3 separate regions of the Mus musculus genome follow, and all the other regions are linked to region 1. A link is a loop called in an ENCODE intact Hi-C map of the cell type or tissue named here. Cell type or tissue: gastrocnemius. All regions are shown on one strand. Each heading gives the region's core, and the rest is flanking DNA. Links, peaks and the distances in the headings are about the cores only.

What was found. A loop is a pair of places that touch in the nucleus more often than their neighbours do. Peaks named below come from ENCODE experiments on the same cell type or tissue, not always from the same donor. Only the 100,000 strongest peaks of a DNase experiment are listed, where the experiment ranks them.
Region 2: it touches region 1 in a loop (10-fold over the local background); 23 of 42 quality-filtered maps call a loop at or near these places.
Region 3: it touches region 1 in a loop (3.0-fold over the local background); 39 of 42 quality-filtered maps call a loop at or near these places.

Annotation. Positions count from the first base shown.
Region 1 is chr5:28,447,905-28,455,440 of GRCm38, forward strand. No RefSeq gene overlaps it. Among named protein-coding and RNA genes, the nearest start is that of 9530036O11Rik, 15 kb to the right of the region's middle. In gastrocnemius, for the core only: no CTCF peak of the experiment used is centred there; a DNase peak (open chromatin) is centred at 3,480.
Region 2 is chr5:29,034,040-29,041,575 of GRCm38, forward strand. No RefSeq gene overlaps it. Among named protein-coding and RNA genes, the nearest start is that of Gm35881, 29 kb to the left of the region's middle. In gastrocnemius, for the core only: a CTCF peak has its summit at 2,816 (motif pointing left); a DNase peak (open chromatin) is centred at 2,802.
Region 3 is chr5:29,277,988-29,285,523 of GRCm38, forward strand. The region is part of intron 9 of Lmbr1 (limb region 1); the gene reads right to left. Among named protein-coding and RNA genes, the nearest start is that of Gm42244, 7.6 kb to the left of the region's middle. In gastrocnemius, for the core only: no CTCF peak of the experiment used is centred there; a DNase peak (open chromatin) is centred at 3,297.

The sequences.
Region 1 (7,536 bases), core at 1,156-6,155:
CTCTGGCCTCGAGACCTTGCTTGTTATTTTCTGAGGCAATAATATTGAAATTTGGCCAACAAATAGCTGTGTGTTTATTAGCTTCTGTGATGGTTTGTATATGTTTGGCCCAGGGAGTGGCACTATTAGGGGGTGTGGCCTTGTTGGAGTAGGTGTGTCACTGTGGGCATAGGGCTTAAGACCCTCCCTCTAGCTGCCTGGAAGTCAGTCTTTCACTAGCAGCCTTCAGATGAAGATATAGAACTCTCAGCTTCTGCACCATGCCTGCCTGGATGCTGCCATGCTCCCACCTTGATGATAATGGACTGAACCTCTGAACCCGTAAGCCAGCTCCAATTAAATGTTGTCTTTTATAAGATTTGTCTTGGTCCTGGTGCGTGTTCACAGCCATAGAACTCTAAGACAGCTTCTAAATGTCCCAAGTGAAAGGATGTGACTTTCAGGTTAGGCTAAGGTTAGGCTAACATGAGGCCTCTTGCACTGAGGGGCTAGCCAAGTTTTGAGTGCTGAGGAAAACTTCTGGAAGGAAATTGAAAGTGCTGCCCCACTGAGCACAGGAGTGACAAGAAAGCGAATCGCCCATGTTGCCAACTGTGGAGTCACATTGGAGAGCTTTCCTCCAGGCATTGCCTGACCTGTCAGGTGACAAAGCTGAAGAAGCTGAGAGAGTAGTCGGAAGTGACACTCAGTGGCATGCCTTCGGTGTAAACCATCTTTCATTGGATGAGGACTCTCCTGGGCACATCCATAGCTGAAGAGAAGCTAATGCCTGGCTTAAGAGAAAGAGCAGCAGACACTTGTCCAGGACCACCATGTTCCTTAGCAACCCTGTGTTCTGCCTGTGGGACAGCGAAGCCTAGAGGGCACACCCATCCCTGCTTACCACGTGACTAATGTGGCTACTGCTCAGACAAAAGCATATTCCTTCACAATGTTACTGTGGCACATTGACGTTTATTACAGCAATTGTACCCATCTGTTTTTAGGTGCATGCTGGGGATTCGAACTCTCATTCTCAGGCTTTCAGTGTAAACTGTTTTATCCACTGAACTATCTCCTCAGTCCAGGCTTGACTTTTTACATGGGCTCTGGAAATCCAAACTTGGATCTTCATACTTTTGTGGAAAACACCTTACTGATGAGCCATCTCCTTAGCCCCTGGAAGGAAGTCTCTTGAGACAGAATCTATCCCTGTGACAACCGAGGAGTCGGGGTGTCATGGAAACTTAGTTGAGAAGTGGTAACAGAGCTGGAGAGGATTACTTCAGTGTTGAAAGAAATGTTCTCAAACAACACTATAAACTGCAGGGGATGTTCATGAAGGGAAGAGTGGACAGGTGTGGCCCATTCCACTGTCATTAAGGCAAAAAGTCACCTTGACCACCCCAGCCTTCCACAGCCACCACTCTGATTAGTCAGGAGTCAGCAACAGCTATGAGTGCCAGAAGCAAGCACAATGCACAACTCAACAGGGCCAGATGGTTCTTGGCATTTTTTTTAGCAATAAGAATATATATATATATATAACACAAAGGTGCCACTACATAATACTGTATAATGCTACTACACATTTCATAGATACTAATGAGTGGTGTCTGACTCTACAGGCCTGCAAACCCAGCTGAGGGGATGAGGCAGGAAGATTACCAAGTTCAAGGCCTATCTACGCTACAGAGTGAATTCAAGACTATAGGAGGCCACTGGAAAAAAATCTTATTTCAAAATAAAAAGTGTCAGAAGATTGTTCCCCCACTGCACTGTCAGGTCCTGATGTAGTTTGTTACCCAAGCACAGAGTGTCAAAGGCAGGGGAGCTGTGCATATATACAATGCATGTTTGGTCTGTATGAGGCTTGGTGGTGACAGATTCCAGCATAAAGCAGGCATTCATTATATCTTTTTCTTTCAATAAAAGTTTGTTAAAACAGAGGGGGTGGCTTGAGAGAGATGGTTCAGCCGTTAAGAGCACTGACTGCTCTTCCAGAAGATTCAGGTTCGACTCCCAGTACCCACAAAAGGGTCCCCAACTGTCTGTAGTTCAAGTTCTAGAGGCTATGAATCCCCTCCTTGGGTACTACATGCGTGCGGTGTACAGGCATGCATGCGGGTACAAGACTCTTACACATACAACAACAATCACAAAGAAGAAAGGAAAGGAGGCTGACCCTTGCTCCCAGAACACAAGAGCTTTGCTGGCATGCTGGTGCTAGAGTGCCCGCCTGTGACTGCAGATGTGCTAGGACATCCTGAATACCACAGGACAGGAGCTCCTGCTGTCTCGGCAGCCTTGACAGCATCTTGACTACATCTTTCCTGGAGTAGATCCTGCTTTGCTCTCCAACCAGGGCTGGGCCTCCTCAGGGGCATTCTGGATTCAACAGCCCAGGTTCCTGGCTGGCTTTCCTTCATTTCTTTACCTCCTGGCCTCTCCTGACTTTCAAAATGCTTTCTGCAGGAGCTTGAAAGAGTAAGATGGCAGCCCCTCCTCTACTCTCTATATCCCACCCGTGTTGATAACACTGGCTACCCACACAAGTTCCTGCCCTCACTGATGTGTCCCAGGTTCTCTTAGCTTAACACTGGCAGCTTGATGTTGAAGGTCTGTTGTGGCTGGGACTGTCACTAGTGGGCAAGGTGAGGTGTGGGTCTCATCCATGGTACCAGGTATATGTTCCCTATGGCCTCTGTAACTGTGCCCTTTGTGCCCATATGCTCTTCTGTTAACATGAAGGCAAGGCTCAGGGGCTCATTTGTCTCGGGGGGAAATGCTTCACTGGAGTATGAGTATGGAGTATGAGCACAGATGTACTAGTTTGGTCCCCCATGAATGCCTGCAGTGGTTCTAGTTGTGTGGGCATCTCTGCCCTCCACCTTTGGTCAGCAGGCCACTTCCATTTCTAGATTACATCTTTCCTTGCTTGTCTTCATGGCTAGCATGACCTTTTACCTCTCCATGTTCCTTCTCCAGTGGCCCTGCCCACTGTGGGCAGCACCATTCCTTAGGACAGTGGTACTGGGATGTATGTGAAAGCTAGATAAGCATGAGGCCATGAGCAAGGTAGCAAGCAGTGTTCCTCTGTGGGGCTCGCTGACTGTGGGGCTATGAGCTGAAATAAACCCCTTTTTCCCTGAGTTGCTTTTGGCTATGTTTTTTTTTCTTTTAAATCACAGCAACAGAATGAAACTAGAACAGTGCCAGACTCCTTCCAGACCTTCCCTTTCTTTCCCTCAGGTCTCAACCATCTGCTATCCAATTTATCTCAATGAGCCCTGGACCCACCACTCCTCAGATGGTTGGACAGATGAGGACCCACATGTCCACTGCTACAGAGTAGGGCCAGTGCAGTGCTCCTAATTTGGCTTTTCTTTTTAATTTTATTATTATTATTATTTATATGTGTAAGTATCTGTGCAGTGCCTGCTCCTAAGCCATCTGGTTGGGTCCACAAGTCTTTTTCCCAACATGGCCACCAGAGGGCGCTCGGCCTCCACGCAGGGAAGAATGCTGTGCTTGGGTCTTTTCTACCTAGCTACCAGGCAGGGCTGGACCATAGAGAATTCACAGCTGCTAGAAAATGACAGGGGATTGGGGAGTTCACCAAGGCAGGACACCCCCTCACTCATGCCTCATGTTTATGCGACAGATGGGAGTCATAAACTAGAGAGGATATGTATAGGCGTGAGTACCAGACTCAGGGCCAATCTGGTTCAGAAACAACGGTAACTCAATCTCTGGGTGCAACAACTAAAACCTAATCTACCTTTTTCACTTCTGGCCAAAAGCGAGCTGGAGTTGCCCAGCATCCCCCCAGAGCTGCCTTTGTGGTGCCTATCTCTGCAAGTGTTGATGGTGCTATTAGGGCTAATAGCAGCTGACCACGAACTTTGACCTGGTAGATTTGGAGGTTCCTAGAAGTCACAGATGGAGGATACCTGGGGTTGACCTCTATATACACATGCACACACATACACCATGAACACAAAACCAAACACATACAGAATCATATTACACACACACACACACACAAATTGGCTTGCAGGGCACGAGACAGAGACTGGACTTTCAGGGGCCCACTATTGTCAGAAATGGGACTATCTTTCACTAGAATTCACAGGGCTGAATGCAATGCCCTCCTGCCCAAGAGCCAAAGAGGGCCTCAGAGGATATTTGGTGCATAGCAGGGACAGTCCTGTGTGTATGTATGTGGATGCCAAATTAAACGCTAGGTTTCCTTCTCCGTTCTCCATGTGTGCCTTACGAACCTCTGAGTCTATTTGTTCCGAGGATGTGAACTGCTCAGGAGATTGCTTTCATGTTTCTGGGTCCTAGTCCCCTGCCTAGCTGTTTTGTTTGCCCTCCTTGCCAGAGATAGGTGGCATAGGACAGCTGTCACCTGGAGTCCCATGGATTGGGCATACAGGGAATCAACATGGGCCTGGGCGTTGACAGTCCTCTCAAGGATCTGGGTTAGCATGTAGGCTGTGAGGATCTAAAAACCAGCTCTTGTACTGTGCTAAGAGCCCCTGGAAGGATTTTCCCAGCTAGAATGAGGCTGAATCAGGGGAGAGGAACACTTCTCTGCAGGAGCTAGATGCACGTCGTCACCTTGCACACAAGACTGCACTGAGAAATCAATTGTGGTTGGGGGCAGCTTTTCTTTGATTTTTGTTGTATTATCATTTCTTTGACTACAGATTTCTCGGTCTGCTCAGGCTAAACCAGTGTCTTGTCTGGAGACATGGCTCTGCTGCTAAACTCTGGACTGGACATGGTGGTTAGCTTCATGCCAGAGCCAGGTCTCCTTCCAGGCCTCAGCACTTTTAATGTGGTAAAATGTGTATTGGTAGTGAATTTTCTGCTTGAGAGTCAAGCTCTAGGAGAAAGAACTATTTCTCTCCCAATCCCAGATTCCTATTTTGGGGTGAAGGTGGGGGCTCTGGGCAGGGCTGTTCTCTCTGACCAGGTACATCTTTGATTGACATTCAGCTTTGCAGTTTGCCCCCCAAAGAGTGGGGTGGCTTCCCACTGCCGTGCTCACAAACCCTGTGAGGCATTCTCTGGCTCGTAGGGAGGGGGGCATTGTGTACAAGCCCTGTGGATTCTAGTGAAAGATCCTCTACTGATGAGAGCAGGCCCCGCAGTTCCAGCCCCCAAGTCATTTTTTGTTTTTAAATAATTGATTAATCTATCATTTTGTGTATGTATGTGTTGCAGGAAATATTAAAAACGAAACAGCACATTCCCACACTTGCACTGCCAACTCTGCCCTGGTGGCCTGACTGGCTGTGCACTGGCAGCTAATGGCCAACTTGTTTTATTTCCTGGAGACTCTTTGGCCTGAAGCTCCCAAATGTCTCTACCCAGCTTGCTAAGCATGTCTCCCCATGCCTCAAAAGCTCCATGGCCTTTGTGGTGCACCTCAGGCAAACTCACACATTTTGCCGCCTGTACCTTTCTCTCTTGAACCCAGATGAGCCCCCGTGTGAAGGAAAACGCAACACCAACTTAGTTCAGAAACAACGGTAACTCAATCTCTGGGTGCAACAACTAAAACCTAATCTTGTAAGCCCTATTAAAATCTGATTCCTCTGGTGGCAAATCCTTGTGGATCCTCCATGATACTGGGAAACTCTAGCAGCTACATCTTATACTTATGCTGTCCCTGTCCAAAAGGCTTAACTCTCTTCTGCTTCCTCTCTTCCTTCATCCAAACCAGAAGTCCCGCCTACTTGCCCAGTGATTGGCTCCTTTATTCATTAGGGATTGATTCACCAGAAGCCAATGAGTTCACGACCCATTCCTGAGTCCAGACAGCCTCTCCTGGGAGAGCAGAATTAACATAAAAATACAAGCAGCACAGTGCCATCCACAGCATTCGTGTGTTAGTTTCTGTGTTCACAGTGTGTGGGTGAGCATGTGGAGCTCAAGGTCAATGTCAGATGTCCTTTATCTGTTCTCCTTATTCTTTAAGACTGGGTCTCCTGCTGAACTGGAGCACACTGATCTGGCCATGTTAGTTGGCCAGAAAGCCCTGGATTCTCTTGTCTTCCTTTCCCCAGTGTTGGGATCACAGAAAAGTGCTGCTCCATCAGGCCTTTTATGTGGGTACGGGGAACAAGCTTGACTCCTCAAATTTGTGTCATAAGCACTTTGCTGACCAGACCACATCCCCAGCCGTGGTTGGGAATCCTACAAAGACTAGAAATAGCCTTGTCCACAGCAAAGCTGTGTGTGTGTTTGTGTGTGTGTGTGTGTGTGTGTGTGTGTATGTGGCTCCAGAGGCCTAATGATCTCTGCTGTAACCACTAGGTCTGTCACACAGGTAGGAAGGAAGCCATGGGCAAGATGTCGTGAATGTGTCTGCTGTGTCCAGTGAAAGTTTACTGATGGCTACTCAGCTCCAAGTTTCATGGAGTTCTCAGGTGCTGTGAATATTATCGTTTAGATTCTTTGTTTCAGACATTTACAGGTACTAAGAACAATGTCAGCTTATAAGTTATGTGTAAATAGGCCTTGGACTAGATTTGTTCCACGGTCATAGCTTGCTCTCTACCTTTGAACATATACTCAGCAGAGTGCTTGGAAAGTCAATACCCAAGAAGTGAATTGTGATCTGTTTCTATGAAGTCACATGTGGGCCACATTCCTGGGTACCCAGAGAGAAGGTGCCTGGGTTTCCTGGATCTTAGGGAGCCCCATAGGCTGAGTATAGCCAGCTTCTTTGTGCCCGCATGAGTCCCTGGCAGGGGCTTCGGTGTTTTCTGGCCAAGTCTTGTAGCCACCGAGCATCCTTTCCATGTGTGCCCAACATTTCCCATGGAGTGTGACACTGATGACATTGAGACCCCACCAGGGGAGGACCTCTCTGCCACCCTGTCAGCTGCTGGGTCACATGTCTTCCTGCACAGGAAAAATGATCACAACCTGACTCAATCCACCCATTGAGAGAGTGACATCCACCCTCTCAATGGAAACTTCCCTTCTCATACACAGCTTACTCTCACGAAGGGACGTGAAGGTTCTCGACAGCACAAGATAGAAATTTTGTCACATAACCAACAGTTCAGGAAGTCTCTGTGATTTCTTAACTTATGCAACCCATATAGCACAAAGATACCAGTTTTGAGAACATTATGATGCAGTTGTTGGTTTTTTTTTTTTATAAGAACAGATTAAAAACTTGGGTATGAGAAGATGGCAGTAAGTACCATAATATATTTTGCACAATTTCTTGATACTACCAATTCTGAGGAGATATGTGGGTGCCCTGCTAAGGCTCAGCGGCCTGTATTTTCTTTGGGGTCTTTGTCACACCTATGTAATACCTTTCTTTCATGCCTATAGAAAGATCCTACAAGGGGCTGGTGAGATGGCTCAGTGGGTAAGAGCACCTGACTGCTCTTCCGAAGGTTTGAAGTTCAAATCCCAGCAACCACATGGTGGCTCACAACCATCCGTAACAAGATCTGACGCCCTCTTCTGGAGTGTCTGAAGACAGCTACAGTGTACTTACATATAATAAATAAATCTTAAAAA
Region 2 (7,536 bases), core at 927-5,926, 590 kb after region 1:
GCAGCTTAGGGAGCGTCCACTTAGTCAGTAACTCACATTCCCATCAGAAGTGTGCACATGGTGGCCACATATGAATGCCATTGCACACGAAGAGTTGGGATAAGAAGGTCCCCAAAATTTTTGAGTGGGCACTTGGTTATAGGGACCTCTAACTCATTATCACTAGTTTGACCCAACCAGAAAGCCAGCCATAGTCCATAGTGGATGACTGAGGGGCTGAGGGAGAGGTTGGAAAATGAGGGAAATTGTCCTCTCACCCACAGGTCGCAGAAACTCCTTTCCACCAGACTTTCATCTGGCTTCCTGTGCCACTGGGCACTGTTCTGGGAGGTCTCTTGAGTTCCTGCTGAGCACTCACTGTTCCTGACCATCTTAGCAGCTCTTGCTGCCTTCTTGAGCTTGGTCTCAGCTTGGTAAAAGAGGTAGGCTCTTACCTAGCTTCATGCTGTTCTCTGCTGTTTCTAGGCAAGACTCACAACCCCTGCCTAGACCAAAGTCACACATTCGTCCTGTGGTGTAGGATCGTATATATGAAACAAGAAATGGTTCCATAACTTATTCCTCCTCAGCTCATTCTCAACATCTAAACTAAATTTTGTGACTATAAACCTCATTAATGAGTTTCCTCCCACATGCCAAAGACTACATGCAATTCTTTATAGGTTATGCAGAGGTCATAAAGCATCCAAGGGTATAGAACCAGCAGGCAGCACAGAACTGGCAAGAGGTATAGCTTAGCAGATCTCTCAAGGACAAAGTCTGTATGATGGAGTAGAAGTCCCAGCCCAAGACAACCCTAGAACACACTTAAACAACACTTGCTGGATAATTGATGGAGTGAATAAATGTCAGATGATACAATAAAGGGCACACTTCCCTTCCAGGCTGAAAGATGTAGGTCTCCATTCCACTGTAATGAGATTGCAAGGGACAGTTATTAATTCTTTACAGCATGGTCAGGGTGAAGGCATGGCCTCCAAGGAACATAATTAATATGCAAGTGAGTTTATATCATTCTCCCATCAGGAAACCTGTCACTAGTACACGGTGTTCATCTTTCTTGATTATTCACTTGGGTGGTAGTCTGCAAATTAAGAGATTGTTCAACCCTGGAAGGAGGATCACCACAGATAAGGAGTTTGGGTACAAGAAGCCTGGAGCACTTTCTCACGGTCATGCCGCAAAAACCTGAAATGGGGAAAATTAACAAAGGGAATGAAGAGGGTGGGCAAAAAGACATACTGCACGTGCTCCCAACCCATCTGATCATTCTCAAGGATTTTAAGCTCAAGGACTACACTGGCCCACAGCCCTACAGACCTCATCCTACAAATTTTATTTCCAGTGCCCATCTGACCTTGTTCCTCCACCTCCCCTCTCAGCTATCCATCCTCTCACAGAGGAGTTTGCCTTCCTCAGTCAATTGACAATTGACTACCCCATCATAGACGCCCTGCAGCAGGCTTTAAGAGAGCTGCCCGAGCTCCTCTTTGCCACTCTGTCCGAGCAGCTGCCTTTCACCTCCCTACAGCACCCTTTGTCTTATGAACAGAGGGATGTGCAGTCTTGCCCAAGAAAGAAAAGACTCCTCTTAGCCTCAAAATAGAAATTCAGCAGGAGAGGTATTTTGGTAAAAATAAAGGGTCAGCTGGAAGAATGCACAACCCAAGCTGTACTTTCAACAAAGAAGCTGGCCTGATTGCCCGAAGCACCTGTGGGGTGTATTATTCTGCGCTAGCTAAAAGAGTAAACAATGCTTTCAAACTGGAGTGCATCAAGTCTAGAAGGACTGCATGCATGTGCACATCACACCCTGTCCCTTTGCTTCACACTCCACAGAGTTCAAATCAACGTTCCAACGAACGTCACTGTTAATTGTAAGCTCATGATGAACATTCTTAATTGTAATACTCTTATGTACTCAAGGAAAGCCAAATTTGATAAATCATATTCAGCCCATCCAGTGGCTATCTGCACAGACACAAAGAACACTGGTAGCCCTAAGTAAATGCAAATGAGGTGTTCTGTTTTGATTTGGGGTTCTAGATTGTTTATTTATTTGTGTGTGTGTGTGTGTGTGTGTGTGAGCGAGCATGTACAGGCACATGTGAATGTGTACTTGAGTATATATGTCATAGCACATGTTTGGAAAACAGAATATAATTTGTAGGAGATGGTTCTCTCCTTCCACCCTACCAAGGACCAAACTCCAGTCATCCGGCTCAGTATAAGTTTGCTCCTAAGCCATCTACCAGGCCCTGGTTATATTCTTCTAAGATGTTCTTTTAGGTCCACTCTGTGGACTAGGCTGGCCTCAAACTCTCAGTGATTGTCCTGCCCACCTCCAATGCCAGGATTACAGACATGCCTCCCTACGTGCCTGTAGATATAAACCTTAAGTTTTTCTTCACTGGTTTGTCACCAACAGCCAAGGCTCTGCCAGCAACCCAATCATTTATATGAGCATCATTATTTATTCCTCCAGTAAAATAGCCACTAACATTCTAATACAAATAGCTCTTAGGAAATCACTTTTCAACAGGTTACAAGAAAGAACTTTTTTTTTAAGTTATAAGGGGATCAAAGGCATCCAAGCTTCGCAGCATACAGCCTCGGGGAGAGTTGCTTCCCTACCACTTTCCCTGAACATAGAGCCACAGATGAGAACAGAGCATCAGCACAGGCGCTGAACATCTTGTTCGCAAACTGAACAGTAAAACAAATTCCCAGAACGCCAGCAGCCGTAACCCTAAATTCATTTTTAAAATAATGTGCTAACACAAGTAAAAGAACCTACGTTGGCGCCCTCTGGTGCCCACAAAGAACTGATTTAGGCAACTTGAAGTACTAAAACTAAAACTAAGTCTTTGTTACCTGAGAAGAAGAACATAAAACACACACACACACACACACACACACACACACGCGCGCGCGCCCGCTCACTCTCGCTCACTCGCTCGCACGTGCACTCGCATGCGCTACATGCCTTTCAACACATTAAATCACAAACAACAAACCCAACCAGAAGATAACCATGGAAAGAAACTGTTGGTTCTTACCAGCAAGTGAACTGAGTGTGACTCTGTAAGGTTCTGCTGCTGTCAGCCCTGAGCTCCCAAGCACAGTAACTCCCACGGATCCTTCCTGTTTGCTCCCCAAGTGGAAGTGCTGCTAACTCCTTGTCACCAAAACACCAGATACAAGTACTTTACCAAAGCCACAGAGTGTTTCCCATAGAGTCATATATCTAAAGTTGATTGGAAGAATTAAAAGTTAATTCTTCACAGTTAATCCCCGCCCCTCAAATTAGCTTTCCTTTTTTGAAGGGAAGTCAATCCTTCAAAGTAGTTAAGAAAATAAAACTGAAAGCATTCAAGACCAGAATATACGTTTGCTTCCCCAAGATAGGAGCATCCTTACAGTGTGTATCTGTCTACACGCAGCATGGGAAGGAAGTCTGCCCTTGCAGGTGTACCTGATCTAAGACAATAACTACCATAACTGGCCACACTGACACCATGGAGGGAGGCCAGTTGCTGCATGGATGGAGCTGTGAGTGGTATAGAGAGTTACCTAGCCAGTCTTCGCTCTAATTTCTTTTTTTTTTAAATTGGATATTTTATTTGTTTACATTTCAAATGTAATCCCCTTTCCTGGTTTCCCCTCTGCAAACTCCCTATCCCATTCCCCCTTAAACTGCTTCTATGAGAGTGCTCCCCTGCCCACCCACCCACTCCTGCCTCACAGAGCTAGCATTCCTATACACTGGAGCATAAAGCCTTCACAGGACCAAGGGCCTCCCCTCCCATTGATGCCAGATAAGGCCCCTTCAGCTCCTTCAGTTCTTCCCCTAACTCCTCCATTGGGGTCCCTTTGCTCAGTCCGATGGTTGGCTGTGAGCATCCTCATCTGTATTGGTCAGGATCTGGCAGAGTCTCTCAGGATACAGCTGTATCAGGCTCCTATCAGCAAGCACTTCTTGTCATCAGCAATAGTGTCTGGGTTTGGTGTTTGCATGTGGGGGGAGGGTATAGGGAACTTTTGGGATAGCATTTGAAATGTAAATAAGGAAAATATCTAATAAAAAATCAAAATTAAAAAAGAATGGATCAATTTGCATTCTTCTACATACTAACCACCAGTTAAGCCAGCACCATTTGTTAAAAATGCTGTCTTTCTTCCACTGGGTGGTTTTTAGCTCGTTTGTCAAGATTAAGTAAGCATAGATGTATGGGTTCATTTCTGGGTCTTCAACTCTATTCCATTGTTCTCCCTGTATGTCTCTGTACCAATACCATACAATTTTTATCACCATTGCTCTGTAGTATAGCTTGAGGTCAGGGATGTTGATTCCCCCAGAAGTTCTTTTATTGTTGAGAATAGTTTTTGCTATCCTGGATTTTTTGTTATTCCAAATGAGTTTGAGACTTGCTCTTTCTAACTCTATGAAGAATTGAGTTGGAGTTGTGATGGGGATTGCATTGAACCTGTAGGCTGCTTTCGGCAAGATGGCCATTTTTCCTATATTAATCCTGCCAATCCATGAGCATGGGAGATCTTTCCATCTTTTGAGGTTTTCTTCGATTTCTTTCTTCAGAAACTTGAAGTTCTTGTTGTACAGATCATTCACTTGTTTGGTTAGAGTCACACCAAGATAGTCTATATTACTTGTGACTATTGTGAAGGGTATTGCTTCCCTAATTTCTTTCTCAACCTGTTTATAATTTGGTTGAGCTAATTTTATATCCAGTTGAAGTTGTTTATCAGCAGGAGGAGTTCTCTGATGGATTTTTTTAGGGTCACTTAATTATACTATCATGTCACCTAAAAATAATGATATTTGACTTGCTTCCTTTCCAATTTGTAATTCTTTGACCTCCTTTTGTTGTCTAATTGCTCTGGCTAGGTCTTCAAGTACTATATTGAATAGATAAGGAGAGAGTGGGCAGCCTTGTCTAGTCCCTGTTTTAGTAGGATTGCTTCAGTTTCTCTCCATTTGGTTTGATGTTGGCTACTAGTTTACTGTATATTTCTTTTAACAGTTTTAGACATGGGCCTTGAATTCCTGATCTTCCCAAGACTTTTAACATGAAGGGATGCTGAATTTTGGCAAATGCTTTTTCAGCATCTAATGAAATGAGCATGGTCTTTTTTTCCTTTGAGTTTGTTTATCTAGTGGGTTACACTGATAGATTTCCTTATATTGAACAATCCCTGCATTCCTGGGAAGATGCCTACTTGATCTTGGTGAAAGATCATTTATTTTGTGGTAATCTTGGATTCAGTTTGTGAGAATTTTATTGAGTATTTTTGCATCGATACTCAAGAGATATTGGTCTAAAGTTCTCTTTCTTTGTTGGGTCTTTGTGTGGTTTTGGTATCAGCGTAACTGTGGCTTCACAGAACAAATTGGGTAGTGCTCCTTCTGTATCTATTTTATGGAATACTTTGGAGAGTATTGGTATTATGTCTTCTTTGACGATCTGATAGAATTCTGCACTAAAACCATCTGGTCCTGGGCTTGTTTTGGTTGGGAAACTTTTTTTTTTAATTAGGTATTTTTTTCATTTATATTTCCAATGCTATCCCAAAAGTCCCCCACCACCACCACCACCACCACTCCCTCTTGGCCCTGGCGTTCCCCTGTACTGAGGCATATAAAGTTTGCACAACCAATGGGCCTCTCTTTCCACTGATGGCCGACTAGGCCATCTTCTGATACATATGCAGCTAGAGACACGAGCTCTGGGGGGGTACTGGTTAGTTCATATTGTTGTTTCATCTATAGGGTTGCAGATCTCTTTAGCTCCTTGGGGGTTGGGAAACTTTTAATGACTGCTTCTATTTCTTTAGGAATTATAGGAGTGTTTAGATGGTTTATCTGATCCTGATTTAACTTTGATATCTTGTACCTATCTAGAAACTTGTCCATTTAATTCATATTTTCCTGTTTTGTTGAGCATAGGCTTTTGTAGTAGGATCAATGAACTTTTTAATTTCCTCAGTTTCTATTGTTATATCTTATTTTTATTTCTGATTTTGTTAATTTGGATACCATTTCTGTTTTATCTGGTTAGTCTGGCTAAGGGTTTATCTTTCTTGTTGATTCTCAAAAAAAAAAAATGATTCTTTGTATAGTTCTTTTTGTTTCTAATTGGTTGATTTCATCTCTGAGTTTGATTATTTCTTCCCGTCTACTCCTCTTGGGTATATTTGCTTCCTTTTATTCTAGAGCTTTCAGGTGTGCTGTCAAGCTGCTAGTGTATGCTCGCTCCAGTTTCTTTTCGGAGACACTCAGAGCTATGAGTTTTCCTCTTAGCACTGCTTACATTGTTTCCCATAAGATTGGGTGTGTTGTAGCTTCATTTTCATGAAACTCTTTAAAAGTCTTTAATTTCTTACTTTATTTCTTCCTAGACCAAGTTATCATTGAGTAGGGCATTATTCAGCTTCCATGTGTATGTGTGTAATCTATATAAGTGACAAATTGCTCTTTAATAGCTTTTTTCACTAGCTGTAAGGCCAGCAATCCTTTTGAGGTTAGGGATCTAGGGGAAGTGGGGGATGTGCTCTGAATTAACTTTGCTAGGTAATTTAGAATATAGGAATCTCTAACATTGGACTGAATATTAGACCAGTCTAAGATTGAGTTAGAATGACTGGTCACACTGAAGAAAAGAGAAAAATCATTATGACTCTATTAAATGACTAATTTTACTAAGTCAGAATATACAGTCTCTGATGTACTATTGCCATAAAGTTTAAAGGCTAGAAGCTAGTCTAAACTGGCAAAATGACAAGCAAGGATGGATCTAAAACATGAATTTAATTTAGTTTTTTAGTCATTTCAATCAGGACACTGAGTCAACTTACCTGCCAGCTCGTCACACGAATTAATATGTTTTTGCAGCGTTCTGTGGAGAAAACCTGTTTTTCCCTTTTCTAATAAGGTAGCTGTTTTAGGATCAATCTATAAGCCAATAAGTAGATCCCTTTAAGATACTATAAAGCATTTATTAAATTCTTTGACATTTAAATATTAAATTTTGAAAATAAAGGTAAGATTTAAATAATGTGCATGGGAATGCACTAAATAGTATGTACAGGGATACAATTTCTCTCTATTTTGTCTTTTAAGAAGTTGAAGTTTTACCCAATCACAAAGGAACTCGCACAATATGTACTCACTGATAAGTGGATATTAGCCCAGAAACTTAGGATACCCAAGATATAAGATACAACTTGCCAAACGCATGAAATTCAAGAAGAACGAAGACCAAAGTGTGGACACTTTACCCTTTCTTAGAAATGGGAACAAAACACCCATAGAAGGAGTTACAGAGACAAAATTTGGAGCTGTGACGAAAGGATGGACCATCTAGTGATTGCCATATGCAGGGATCCATCCCATAATCAGCTTCCAAATGCTGACACCATTGCATACACTAGCAAGATTTTGCTGAAAGGACCCAGATATAGCTCTCTCTTGTGAGACTATGCCGGGGCCTAGCAAACACAGAAGTGGATGATCACAGT
Region 3 (7,536 bases), core at 927-5,926, 830 kb after region 1:
AAATGACATTAGATAAGCAATATCCTAACTGCCTGCAGTACAGCGGTAACACAAGTGCCTGACAGAAAGCACTATGACAAAGCAGCCACAGATAAATCCTGAGTTTCAGTATCTTCACAAAACCCTGAAACTCAACTTCTAAGTAGCAAGAATCAAATACTGACAATGACACAGAAGCTGGCCGAGGTCCCCGAGGTCCGGGAAGAGAGGCTGCACAGGCACAGCTTGTTCTCCTCAGCCCCTTTGTTTTTCAGAACCCAACGGTATTAAAACCTAGAAAAAACTGCTACTGCTTCTGTGCTCTGAATAAAGAGTTAATGTAAATTTTAATGTGAACAGCCTTAAAAAAAAGAAAGAAAAAAAAAAAGATTAGGATCAAGAGGCTGGCGAGAGCTCAGTGGTAGAGGGCCTGGCTAGCATGTACAAAGAAGGCCCAGTGTTCAATCTCCAGTACTGGAAAAAAAAAAAAACTTACTTAGAATAAAACAAGCAAGAAACTGCCACTCCTCCAAAAGTGATATACAAATTTTTATCACAAAGATGAAAATAGTGCCTAACAGAATTGAATTATAGTTCAAAGACTTTAATAGTTTAAAAATAAATTACCTTAAAAGAGCTGTAAATGTTTTGAACTCAAACAAAAAAAAATAATTTCTATTCATTATAGAACTTCTAAAGTTATCCAGTACACCCATGGGCTATACACGCACAAAATCTAATTATTTCAATTAATGCTGCTGCATTACTTAAACAGTTAAGCATGTTATGGTATATGCAGCCTCTTAACACTGGGAAGAGCTATAAATGATTTTCTCCTGATTACTGTAATGGGTCCTCACTGCCGAGCCCTGGAAGTAAACAGTTCTGCTTGCACAGACTGTGTGGGTACAACAGTGGGAAATCCCTGATCTCCACCTGCCCAACCTCGGCTGTTTACTGTGCCTGTGTCACCCTTCCTAAACATGTCACCAGGATTCTGTTTTCTGTCCTCCCATTGAGTTTCACTTTCCCTGCCTGCCTTCTTAATGCTCTACCTTGGGTTTGTTTGGTGTTTTTATTTGATTTTTATCTACCCACCAATGGAACGAACAACCATGGGATACATATAGTCTTTATACCCAGCCTGTACCTTGCACAGCAGGGCACACTTACGAGGCTCCCTGCCCTGAGAAGCTCTGTCCACTGTGGAGAGACAGGCGTGTCACAGAGTGGAAAGACTGTAGAGAAATAAAGCAGGTGAGGAGGGGCAGTGTGCAGTGGAGGTGGACTTGAGGATGTAGGACTAATACTTGCGGCACTCACAAGAATGGCAAGTCCTGCATGAGGAGCTTTGAGGTCAAGACCTAGAACAAAGAAGCAAATCTACTTTCCTATCATAATTATGTTCTGTCAGGCCACTTGCTACTGTAGCTCCCAGTGTTCACAACTGGGTAATACCTGATTCCTTTTCTTCCCCAGTAGCTTGTACACCGCCTTCCTGCACTATGAAAGCTAGCCAGTAGAAATGAAGCTTCCTGATTTGAACTGTTTGATTTCTGCATGCATGTCCAATCTTCAGCAATTGGGCCTTACTGTCAAGTTTGGAAGGGTAACCAAAAGCATTGGCAATAGTCTGTAATGTTTAGGGATCTATGGGACTTCACCAGCCAACAACTCACAAAGAGATAATCCAACCTGCACTGTGTTTTTGTTAGCCCATGGTATTTAGTAGATTGTTGCCCTATTACAGGATAGCTCCATTAAAACTTTTTTTTATTAGATATTTTCTTTATTTACATTTCAAATGTTATCCCCTTTCCTAATTTCCCCTCCGAAAATCCCCTATCTCCTTCCCCCTCCCCCTACTCCCCAACCCACCCACTCCCATTCCTGGTCCTAGCATTCCCCTATACTGGGGCATAGAACCTTCACAGGACCAAGAGCCTCTCCTCTCATTGAATACTGACTAGGCCATCCTCTGCTACATATGCAGCTAGAGCCCCAAGTTCCATCCGCCGAGTTTGTGCCCAAGGTGACCCAGAGCTGGCGCCGACCAGAAGGGACTTGAGCCCCCTGATCAGGCTGGTTTCCTGCATCCCTGCTGCTGGCACTGGCCTGTCACAATTGGTTTGGAACAGATGTTGTGTTCCACTCACCAGTGATGCTAAGATCGGTGGAGAGTCCTCTAGGATCCATGGGACCGTCCACCGAGTTTGTGCCCAAGGTGACCCGGAGCTGGCGCCGACCAAAAGCCCATTAAAACTTTTTATGTATGGGTATGTATGTATCACATATTTTCTCTCATTTATACTTTGAATCTTTAACATCCATAAATAAGAGAAAATGTGATGCTCATCTTTCTGAATCTGGGTTAATGACTGATGAACCAGATCTATTTATTATCTGTAAATGTCGTAATTCCACTTAACTAAACAAATTTCCATTGTGTAAATGTATCATGTTTTCTTTAGCCATTCAGCAGTTGATGGGCATCTAGGAAGTTTCTACCTCCTGGTTATTGTGATAGAATAGCAGTGAGCACTGGTCAGCAGGTATCTTTATAGGGGGATAGAGAGTCCTTTGCTTATCTGTCATGGAGTGGTAGAGCTGGATCATGTGGCAGATCTACTTCCATCTTTGTGAACAGTGTCCATACTGATTTACACAGTGGCTGCACCAGCTTGTGTTTCCCCAAAAGTGAACAAGTGTCCCTGTATCCCAACATCCTTGCCAGCCCTGTCCTCATTATTAACCTGTGCCCTCCGTGCAGTGCACTAGCTCACAGCACTGCTCCTCCGAGACCTCGTACCTCTGAGCATCATCTCTTTTTTTTTCCCAGTAGTCCTTTCTCAGTCTCTAGTACCCCACCGAAGTATTAGCATCAGCCTTCAAGTTGGGTCTCATACTATGTCAAAGTCATGACAGAGGACTATAGTTTCTACAAGTACCACAGGCCTGACAGAGGCCAGACAGAGGTACAATTCATAGGGATGTGGCCAGTGCCCCAGACCAGGGCCTTCACTATGCACAGTGTTCCCTCAGGAAGCCAGATGCAGGACTGGGGAAGGGCTGGCATGTAGCGCCTGATACACATGACCTCTGTCCTCCTGTCCTCGTATAGAAGTGAGCATTTTTGTATGGATAATAAAAAACAATTTTTTAAAAAAATGTATAGTTGTCTTCATGCAGGTGGAAATGTCTTCATGCAGCCCTTGGAGAGGAGGCAGAATGGCAGCAGCTAAGTCCCTGGGTCGGTGGACAGAGACGAGGGCTGGCATCTGAGCAAGGTGGACTTGCCCCAGAGCAAAGTCAAGCCAGGCATGGGGCCAAGAGATGAGGCTGCACAGTCAGGTAATGGGCAGTGACAAGCTTGGTGGAAGGGAGCAGCAGGTACATCTTCTTCATAGTTGCTTCTGTTTCCTCAAGTAACAGGAAACAAGGTCAGCAGCTGAGGTAGTCAGGGATATCTGAGCAAAGAAAAGGTGACCTAGCTGTTATGAACAGGGCAGCAATGAATGTGGCTGAGCAAGTATCTGTATAGTACGATATTGAGTCTTTTGGGCAAATGGCAATGAGTGGCAGAACGGGGTCATGGTAAATTTATTTGCAGCTTTTTGAGAATTCTCTACATTGATTTCCATAATGCCTGTACCAGTCTGCAATCCCACCAACAGTGAATAAGGACTCCTTTTCCATCACACTGCACCCAGCATTTGTTGTCAATTGCTTTGTTGATCTTTGTCATTCTGACTGGGGTAAAATCTCAAAGCTGTTTTGATTTGCATTTCCCTAATTGCTAAGGAATATGAACATTGTTTTGAGATATTTTATAACCCTTTTTTTTAATTTCAGAACTCTCTGTTCATGTCCCAGCCATGTTTCCCTCCCTTTTTAAAAAAAAACAAATAGTTTGTTTTTTGACTCTGTGTTTGAAGGATATATATATATATATGTATATATGTATATATATATATATATGTATATATATATATATATATACACACACATACATATATATACACATACATATTTTTTTTCTGGATATCATCTTCTGTTGGGTCTATAGTTGGCAAGGTTGCTCTCCCACTCTACAGGCTTCTTCTTCACATGGTTGATGGTTTCTTTAGGTGTGCAGACGCTGTTTAGTTTCTTTGGCAAATGAAGTCCTATTCAGGAAGTCCTCTCCTACACCTATATAATGGATGGTATTTCCTGTGTTTTCTTATAGCAGCTTCAGTGTTTCAGGTTTCAAGTTTAGTCCTTTGCTCCATTTGGAGTTAGTTTTTGTGCGAGATGATTGATAGATACAGCTCTTCTCGCTGGTGGACATCCAGTTTTCCCAGCACCATTTATTGAATATGCTTTCATTTCTCCAGCTTATCTTTTTGACATCTTTGTCAAATATTAAATGGCTGAAGTTACATATGTTTGGATCTTGGATTTTATTGCATTGGTCTGTCTACTTCTGTGACAGTACCATACTGTTTGTATTCCTACGGTTTTGTTACTGATCTTAAATCTGGAATGGTGATCTCTTCAGCATTGTCCTTTTTTGTTCATTCCATATGAATTGTAAGACAGTTATTTTTATTTCTATGAAGAATGAGATGATTTTGTTTGGGATTGCATTGAATCTATAAATAGCTTTAACTAAAAATAGATATTTTCACAATATTAATTCTACCAAATCCATGAGCATGGGATGTTGTTCAGTTTTTCTAGTGTCTTTCTCTATCTCTTTCTTCAGAGATTTAAATTTTTCATTGCCGAGGTCCTTTACTACCTTGGTGAGGTTTGTTTATCTCCTTTTGAGACTATTGTGAATAGGAGTGTGGAGGTTTGAATAAGAATACCCCATATAGGCTAATATATTTGAATCCTTAGCCACCAGGGAGTGGAACTATTTTTAAAAATTAGAAGGATTAGGAAGTGTAGCCTTGTTGAATAAAGTGTGTCACTGGGGTGTGGGGTTTGAGGTTTCAAAAGCCTACACTAGGCCCAGGGGCTCTTGTTGTCCCACTCTCCCATGCCCCACCCCTGCCCACAGATCAGGACTAGCTTAAATTTACTTGTCTTTACTTATTGTTCCATAGGCCTCAACTCTACACAAAAATAATAGGCAACTATGTAAAAGAAACTTTGATTCACCTGGGTGATTGTCATCTCCAAGGCTTACCACTAACCTAGTACTAGCACTGGAAGCCTCTAGCCTTCTTACAATCCTATCTAGGCCTAGAATGTTTTCAGCCTCTGAGATCTACTGATGAATAAGCGCATCCTTTCTAGCTCTTTCTGATCTCTCCTTGCCTGATACAACTCAGCTGTTCTGGCTTAAGCTCCTCTCCAAGCTGACTGATTCACTCTGGTGTCTCTCTTTTGGCCTCTCCTAAATTTGTCTGCTTGGCCTGAGACTAACTTTGGCACTATACTCTAATCTTCTGGCTCCTTCTCATTCTCTGGCTCATTCTGTCTTCATCTGTCCAGCTTGTCCTCTCTATGAAAGCATTGTGTGTAACTGTCCTGGTAAAACCGCTTCCTTCCCCCTCTGCACCGCTCTCTTAGGTAGCTTACCTTTCCTAACTCTTTCGATGAGAGTTGGAAATCCTTGTCTGTTAATTCTTTCCCTGATTAGTCACTTTGCTGCTCAATTAAACATCCTTTCAAGCATGTCCTTCTACAACCTAACTTCATCTTCATTATTTACAATTAAAACTATGCACTAAGGTTGTATCTGTATTCTAGCCAGAGGGATTAAAAGTGTGTGCTACAGGCTGAGCCACACCACAACTAGAAAAAGTTTTCTTTTTCGGTAAATAACACAATCTCAGGGTTCACAGTGTGATCAAATATCCTGCAATACAACTAAGTAATGCTGAGAGTAGAAGAAATAGTCTTCCCCAGAGAAGCGCATGCTAACTGGTTATCCAACACCAAATGATTAACCCTGAAACATACATATAAGTAACATTATATAGACTGAGCAGGTTATATACACACATGTACAATTAATGGAAAAGCAGCCATGAATTTGAGAGAGAACAAGGAGGGTATATGGGAGGACTTGGAGCAATGAAAGGAAAGAGGAAAAGGGTCATAATGTGAGAGAGAGAGAGAGAGAGAGAGAGAGAGAGAGAGAGAGAACGAACTAAAAAGAAAAGTCATCCAAAGACTTTAAAGCAGACTTAAGGAACGGTCACATATTAGAAGGAAGAGCAAGCAGGACAATCAGGGGTAAGCACAAACATTAGGAAAAGCAGGTAGGGCTTGGGCTTCACTGGATACAGCCCTGGAACACAGGCAAGAACCTGAGAAAGCACTCTGGCAGGCTCCATTTCTAATCCACCAGTCAATATGGCTTGAGCAAAAGGGTTTGGTTATAGGACTGCACGTACAGGGATGAAGGCTACTGAGAGAGTGGCATACTAAGTCTCTATTGAAGAACTGTGGAAACTGGAGGATGACAAGAAAAGAGTTGAAGAAATAAGAGGATTAGCTAAGAGTGTGGATGCCTGAGTGTGAGATGTGCAAGCATCAGATCACTGTAGAGAACAAGGCCAAGACGTTACAGACAGATAGAATACCAGAACAGAAGGCCAAGACGCTTCCCAAAATTGGAAAGGCTATAACAGGCATAGAAAAATCACAGATCAGAAAGAGCCATCAGAAAAGAGAGTTCTAGGGAACAAGAAGCTACTATGAAACGACCTGGTAGCAGAAATGACAGGACTACAAGAGGTCAAAGTGCTGGAGAAGAGAAGAGGAATAAGCAGGGCCCCCAGAAAAAGGATAGTATGTAGAAAAGAGTTCAACTGTGCTACATGACGTACCACCCTCCCCCAGAGCAAAGCTAGGCTCTGAGAAGATAGTCACCACCCAAAGGTGCTGGGGATACAACAGCGCTGGCACTGGAGAGAGCAAAAAGAGGAGGTTGAGGGTGCAGGAGTCAAAAGTGGATTGATGTTCAGATATAAGCGGCACATGGAAAGTTACAGGAGCTCGGGAACATGAAAGCCCAGTCAGAAATAAGACACTTAGAAACACAGAAGCACGAGTCCAGACACGGGACTCATCTGTTGTCACCTGTCACAGAGAATGAGGGCTAAGGACATCCTTTGCCTTGAGCCTCCAGCAAGAATTCGACGGAGGCTATGGGAGGAACAGGAGGAGTCAAAGTTCTGCCAGGATAGCATGGAATTCAGATCTCTGTGTAGAACTCTGTAGATCCCTCCTACGCTCTTATGTGTTTGGACACTAAGCCTTTTTCATATTTATTCTCTCTCTCTATCTCTCTCTCTCTCTCTCTCTCTATCTCCCTCCCTTCCACCCTCCCCCTCTCTCCCTCCTTTCTCTCCTCCCTCCCTCTTTCTCTTTCTTTCTCTTTCCCTCCCTCCTCTTTCTTTCTTTCTTTCTTTCTTCTTTTCTTTCTTTCTTTCTTTCTTTCTTTCTTTCTTTCTTTCTTTTTTTCTTTCTTTCTTTCTTCTCCATCAGTTAACTAGTGTATCATCTTGAAATAGTCTTAATTCATCTGCACCATATCTAATGTAAAACCACGGTTGG